Regions from separate parts of the Homo sapiens genome. Here region 1 is linked to region 2. The links are chromatin loops, found by intact Hi-C in ENCODE. Cell type or tissue: heart right ventricle. All regions are shown on one strand. Links, peaks and the distances in the headings refer to the core of each region. The heading gives the core; the rest is flanking DNA. Region 1 has its middle 96 kb from the start of MIR4705. Region 2 has its middle 63 kb from the start of FGF14-AS2.

Region 1 (2,924 bases), core at 96-2,595, 320 kb before region 2:
CTATTATATTTAACCAAAACAGACTCAGTGCTTTCTGTGTACTAGGCACAATGTTTGATGTTGGATCATTTCAGATGCAAAAGAAATGTGTGCCTAAGCCACCCAGGGATTTTCATATTTTTCTCCCCAACTTTTACTTCAAAAAGAAACAAAGTGTATCATTCCATTATTTTAGAGATAAAAGGCTGAAAACTACCTGTAAAAGGTAACAGACTGCTATGAAGGAAGTCCAGTGTGCATGTGATTTATCATTACCTATGCTGATAAGGGGAGTGAGAAAATAGGAAAATCCAAGGTATTTAAAGAAAGACAGCTGATACCTCTAAATAGGGATAAAGTAGCAGAACCTGAACTTAATAAAACCTCAAGATGAATATGAAAGAGGTCACAATTTTTTGAGGAGACTCCCTGACCCTTTAGCAGAAACTCTGCCCCCAGTACTCAATCTATAAACTGGGTTATGAGAAAATTCAAGAATAGAAACTGACAACATGCCTTGTTGTATTGTCGTATTACTTCGGCAAAAAGTGATAGAAACTAAACTCAAACCCAAATTAACCTAAGCATACTAAGAATGTATTGTGTTACCAAATCCAAGGATGAATTAAATGACCAAAAAAAGAAAAGTGGGGTTATAGGAAGAGCAGACAGCTGCATCCTCACAACAGAAACCAGAGGCATTAATGCCACCAAAATTTTCTTTCCCATTCTTAACTCACCACCAACATTTGACAGTAAACATGGCTACCAATAGTTTTTCAGAAAATATATTGTAGGGCTTCCTCTACTAGAAATAGACCTACTCTCTTTATCAGCACTAGTTTCAGAAATCCCAGGGGAGGATTCTAGTTGGCTTGGTTTGGACAGGGAGTCTATTCCTGGCCCAATCAACTTTGGTCACCCAGGAAAATGGACGTGTTGAATGAAGGCAGTGACTGTTTCAGAGACACGAAACAGAACTGGTTGTACACCCAGTAGATGTTCAGTGGAGCCATGAGTTCAAGAGCCATTTCTATCTGGGCCTTTTCTATGAGGGTCAGTTACTGCTACGTTAAACAAGACAGTTTTCTCTTTCATGTAGCTTTCTAGTGATACTTATCAGTACAAAAACAAGAAACAGTTTATGAACGAATGCAGCAATTTAGAAGAGTTTTTAAAACAGATTTCAAGACGAGAAAATGCATTTGTGGAAAATGTACTTACTTTTTCTCAAAGAATAACAGCATTTTGCTGGACAAAAGGAACCTGAAAATCATGAGGAGTTATACTATTGTAATTTCAGAAGTTTCTCTAGCTAGATAACTGCTAGGGTTATTTCTCCAATACATAATTGTGATGCATTTGGAAAACATATTAAGCTCAATTACATAGGATTTTTCTTTAAGTATAGGTATGAGTTAACACTATTTAGTTATTTGGATGCTGAATCATAATGTACCGAAAGAAAAAAAGAGGCAGCTTTCTCTGACTTACTGCATAAATTTATGCATCTACCACTAGAGGGCACAAATAAGGCTGTTTTCTGGGAAAAGGTTTTGAAAATGACAAAATTCCATATTTTGGAACGGTGACTGAGTTAAGATATGTAGATATGCATGTTTTCTTTAAATCTGAGAAGAAAAATCAAAACATACTCATACTTCACCGTGTACCATTTTGTTCTCTTCCCTCTTTCTCTCAAAAATAAAGTACACATGCATGAGGGAAATAAGAAATATCAATGGTTCATAAGATTTTAGACACAAATAATAAAAATTAAATGGCTACCAAGAAATAGACTAGCACATAAAAATACTGCTACAGCAACATGGCAAAATGCCACAAATTAGCAAAAGTATTCATATTTGTCTACACCACACTTACAATCTTTGGAGTGATTTTCTCCTAAATCATCAAGCACAATACAGTTCACAAAACTGATCCCAAATCTTGCAAATATTAGATATATATTGCATCTTTTCTTAACAAATGTAGCACTGTGGTAAAAATAGGATATGATTTGGTTGCATTTTCACACAATACTGTGCTTGAGTCATGCTCGCAGAATACCTCCATCTGCAACAGCTGTTTTACTCCTTAAAAAAAAAAATGGAAAAGGAAAAAACCCAACTTCTCCAGAATAAGCAAACAGTCCCTAATCTTGTCACCCTGGATGTCTGACAAGTACTAATAACTATGACTAGGTTTTGATAACTTCCTTGATTTGTTTTCAGGGTTATTATTATTTTGCTGGAAAAGGGCCTTGTGAGAGCCAATGATTGTATTGGAAATAAAGCCAAAACAAAGTTCAAAGCTTGCTGAGATGCCTCTAAGGTAGAAAGGGTAGCAAGGTGAATGGCATGATGAGGAAAGTGAAAATGCTGTCGCAAATTGGATAAAAGTGATGAGTTGGTAGCTTCCATACCTTTCACACCTTGATGTTTCCCATCACTAATTCACAGTAGCATCAAGAATGTATCAAAATGTAGCTTGTCTTCACTTTATTAAAATTTCTCTAAAACACAAATTTTGAATGTTATAAACAAGGAGTTAATAGATGTTCATTCAATCACTCAGCTTAGTCCCTTCCAATGTTTCCTTTAAAAACAACATACGCTTTTATTCTCTTTTTAAAAAATGCTCTACTAAAATCTACACACCTTCTGCACCTTCTATAAACATTTTGCTCTAGTCCAATCCTGTTTCCTTTCCTGCTTCAGGTTTTGTCATTTTCCTCCTGATGCCAACTTGAGATTCCACCATGGTTTATCCCCATACATGGCTGAATCCACAGAAAATGGCAATTATGACACAGATACCCACTTATCCTCCCAGTGATGGTCATGCATGTAGCAATAAGAATCCTTTTTAAGAAACAGCACGTCTCAATCTGAGCCAGAGGGTAGAGTTTCCTCTACAAAATACTTTCAAATGCTTTGTCCTCT
Region 2 (2,924 bases), core at 144-2,643:
TGAAGGCTTTGGTCAGTGTTCTAGCTACAAACAAGGGCCTAACGCAAAGATAATTTGGCAAATGATGAAAGCTTATTAAGATGGAAGAGACTAGGGTGTATTTAAAAAGCTGATGGGAAAGAGATCAAGGCAAAGCAAAGGGTTGAAGACACAGAAGAAAGAGAAGGTGATGACGGAGAAGTCCCTGAGCCAGCTGGACAAGATGGAATCCTGAACGTCAGTGATGAGATGGGTCTCTTCTATTCTGACAAGAGGTAGGTAAAATTGATCAGTATAGTAGAGGCTTGAATCTGGACAGGTGGTTGTATGCATGAGGGGTAATTCTATAGACTATTACTCAACACTGGGGTGCAATTTCACATTGCTTTAATGTCTCCACATTAAATTTCATCTGGCTTGGCATCCAAATGGCAGATTGACACAAAGTCCATTTTTAAACTCTTGGGGATTCTCCCACTTCCCATTAGATATTCAAAGAAAAGGAATATCTTCCATGTCCCAGAGGTGGCTTCCTCCAAATGTGCACTCCTAAGAGGAGAAATGTCTTGATGTCGCTGAGCTCCCGCAGGTGCTAGTGGCCCTTCTTTCTCTGATTTTGCAACCTGCCCTCCCAATCACAACAAAATAGGGCTGTCACCAGCTGCAGGCTCAGACCAGTCAGGTTCTTTGATGGCTCGTGTCTCCACCTCCTCTTCTACATGGTACCTGCATCCGGCACCCCAGCCACAGCACTAGGCACAGTGCTAGGGATTCCTGTGCCAAAACATGCATGTCACCTGCCCATAACGAAATCCACACCCACCTTGCCCTTTCTCCTGGAATTTGGGGATAATCACAGAGTTCACTGCTTTTTGTTTCATTCCCTGAAACACCAACTTTTTCTCTCTAAAATTACACGTTTGCCCAAGACAAAACCTTGGACTTTTGAGACATAAAGAAATTTTTTTCTCTTCTCTAAGAGACAGTAAGACTTAGATCCTAAAAACATAAGGGCTTTTATCCTCTGTCTGAGAAGGGGTGGAAGGGAAAAATCTCCATCATTCCACATGGATGAGTAAACCAGCTCTCCACATACCCAACAGCAAAAAAGAACGTTTTTTGGCTGAAGGAGGAAAGAAACTGATAGCACTATCTTTAGCAGGTCACCCCCACTACTTGTCTTAATTCAAGTAGCCACATTACCAATGGGTGGCGTTGAACCTAGATCACTGGTATGTGATCTAGCCAAGAGGCTGTGGGCTAAGTTTGCACACCTGAGACAGGCAGCTCACATACCTGTGTGTCTTGTATATATGTGTAATGAATGATGGCGACTCTGCCCCATGGAAAGAAGTATCTGAGCCAGAGGCAGCCAGGGATTGTATCCGATTTCCAGGTCACCATGTCGTTTAGAGAGGGGACATGGAGGTAGGGAGGCTCATGCCCAACTCTGGGGACAAAGGAGAGAGTACTGGGGCAGCTGGTCTGCCTGTGCTTCAACAGTGACACCATGTGGCAGCAATGGCTACAGGGACTGCAGACAACCTTTAAACTTCCGGTTTCCTCTGTGCGAGGTGATTGACACGTCATCTAGGATAGCCTGAGATTCTTGACCTGTCATGTGGAGTGTGTGTGTGTGTGTGTGTGTGTGTGTGTGTGGTGTGCGCGCATGTATGTGTGCTTCAGGTGTGAAAATTGATAGAAGTAAAATTCCAGGGGTAAGAAAACAAAAAGATCTTCAAAGATTGTAAGAGGAGGGCCCGATTCCTTTGATTTGGAGAATAATAGAGATTTAACTGTTTTGTACCCCTGGTGGAACAGGGCATACTGGCTGCAGCTCTAAGACGGACCTTCCTTCACAATACCCGTTTACACTTAGTAGCCCCACTGGAGTTACAGAGGGAAATTTCCTAAGTCAGAACAGGGACATACACCACAGAGGAAAAGGTGTGGATTTTGACGTGAGGTAGACTTGGGTTTAAATCTCACTTCTTCCACTGATTAATTGTGTAACTTAGGGCATGTTCTCTTAACAATATGAGCCTCAGTTTCTATATCTACCAATGGAGGTGAGATATAGGATCAATGTCATAATTACAGTCATCAAGTGTTACCACAGTGAGAAATTTCACATCCTTTCTCCTCTTCTCATGATATGTTGAATTGTTGATTTGGCTGTCAGCATAAAAGTTTACAGCCAAGGTTACAACTGGCTTAATCCCTGAATGTTTATAACAATGACAAATTTGGAATAAATTACATGAAAGGGAAATAAATAAATATGATGAATTCATATTGAGAAATACTATGCAGGCATTAAAAATAAAGCCTTCAGCACATTTCAATGACATTAGAAAGCATTGACAGAATATTAAGTAAAAAAGGCAGCACATCAAGCCTCACATCATGTGTAATTTAACCAGGATCATATTTACATATATTCATATAGTATTCATATCCAAATATATGCCTTATATATGGAATTCAAAGGGCATTGAAATAGTTGCTTAAAGGAGATATGAAAATCTTAATAACTCCGCTGGGTGCAGTGGCTCACACCTGCTGTAATCCCAGCACTTTGGGAGGCCACAGCAGGCAGATCACCTGAGGTCAGGAGTTTGGGACTAGCCTGGCCAACATGGTGAAACGCCGTCTCTAATAAAAATACAAAAATTAGCCAGGCATGGTGATGCACCCCTGTAGTCCCAACTACTCAGGAGGCTGAGGTTGCAGAATCACTTGAACCAGGGAGGCGGAGGTTGCAGTCAAACGAGAACATGCCACTGCACTCCAGACTGGGTGACAGAACAAGACGATGTCTCAGAAAAATAAAAAAATAAAAAATCTTAGTAACTTATCTCTCTAGTTCATGGGATTCTAATTTGGGGGGAGAAACAGCTTCAGATTTTATAGTCATAAAGTAAATGACTTTTAAAAATGAAACG

What was found. A loop is a pair of places that touch in the nucleus more often than their neighbours do. Peaks named below come from ENCODE experiments on the same cell type or tissue, not always from the same donor. Only the 100,000 strongest peaks of a DNase experiment are listed, where the experiment ranks them.
Region 1: it touches region 2 in a loop (4-fold over the local background); 39 of 110 quality-filtered maps call a loop at or near these places.

What each region holds. Positions count from the first base shown.
Region 1 is chr13:102,140,316-102,143,239 of GRCh38, forward strand. It overlaps a transcript of FGF14 not described here. Among named protein-coding and RNA genes, the nearest start is that of MIR4705, 96 kb to the left of the region's middle. In heart right ventricle, for the core only: CTCF peaks have their summits at 1,514 (motif pointing right) and 1,714; no DNase peak of the experiment used is centred there; H3K27ac peaks cover 411 bases.
Region 2 is chr13:102,456,025-102,458,948 of GRCh38, forward strand. No RefSeq gene overlaps it. Among named protein-coding and RNA genes, the nearest start is that of FGF14-AS2, 63 kb to the left of the region's middle. In heart right ventricle, for the core only: CTCF peaks have their summits at 1,481 (motif pointing left) and 1,680; a DNase peak (open chromatin) is centred at 1,497.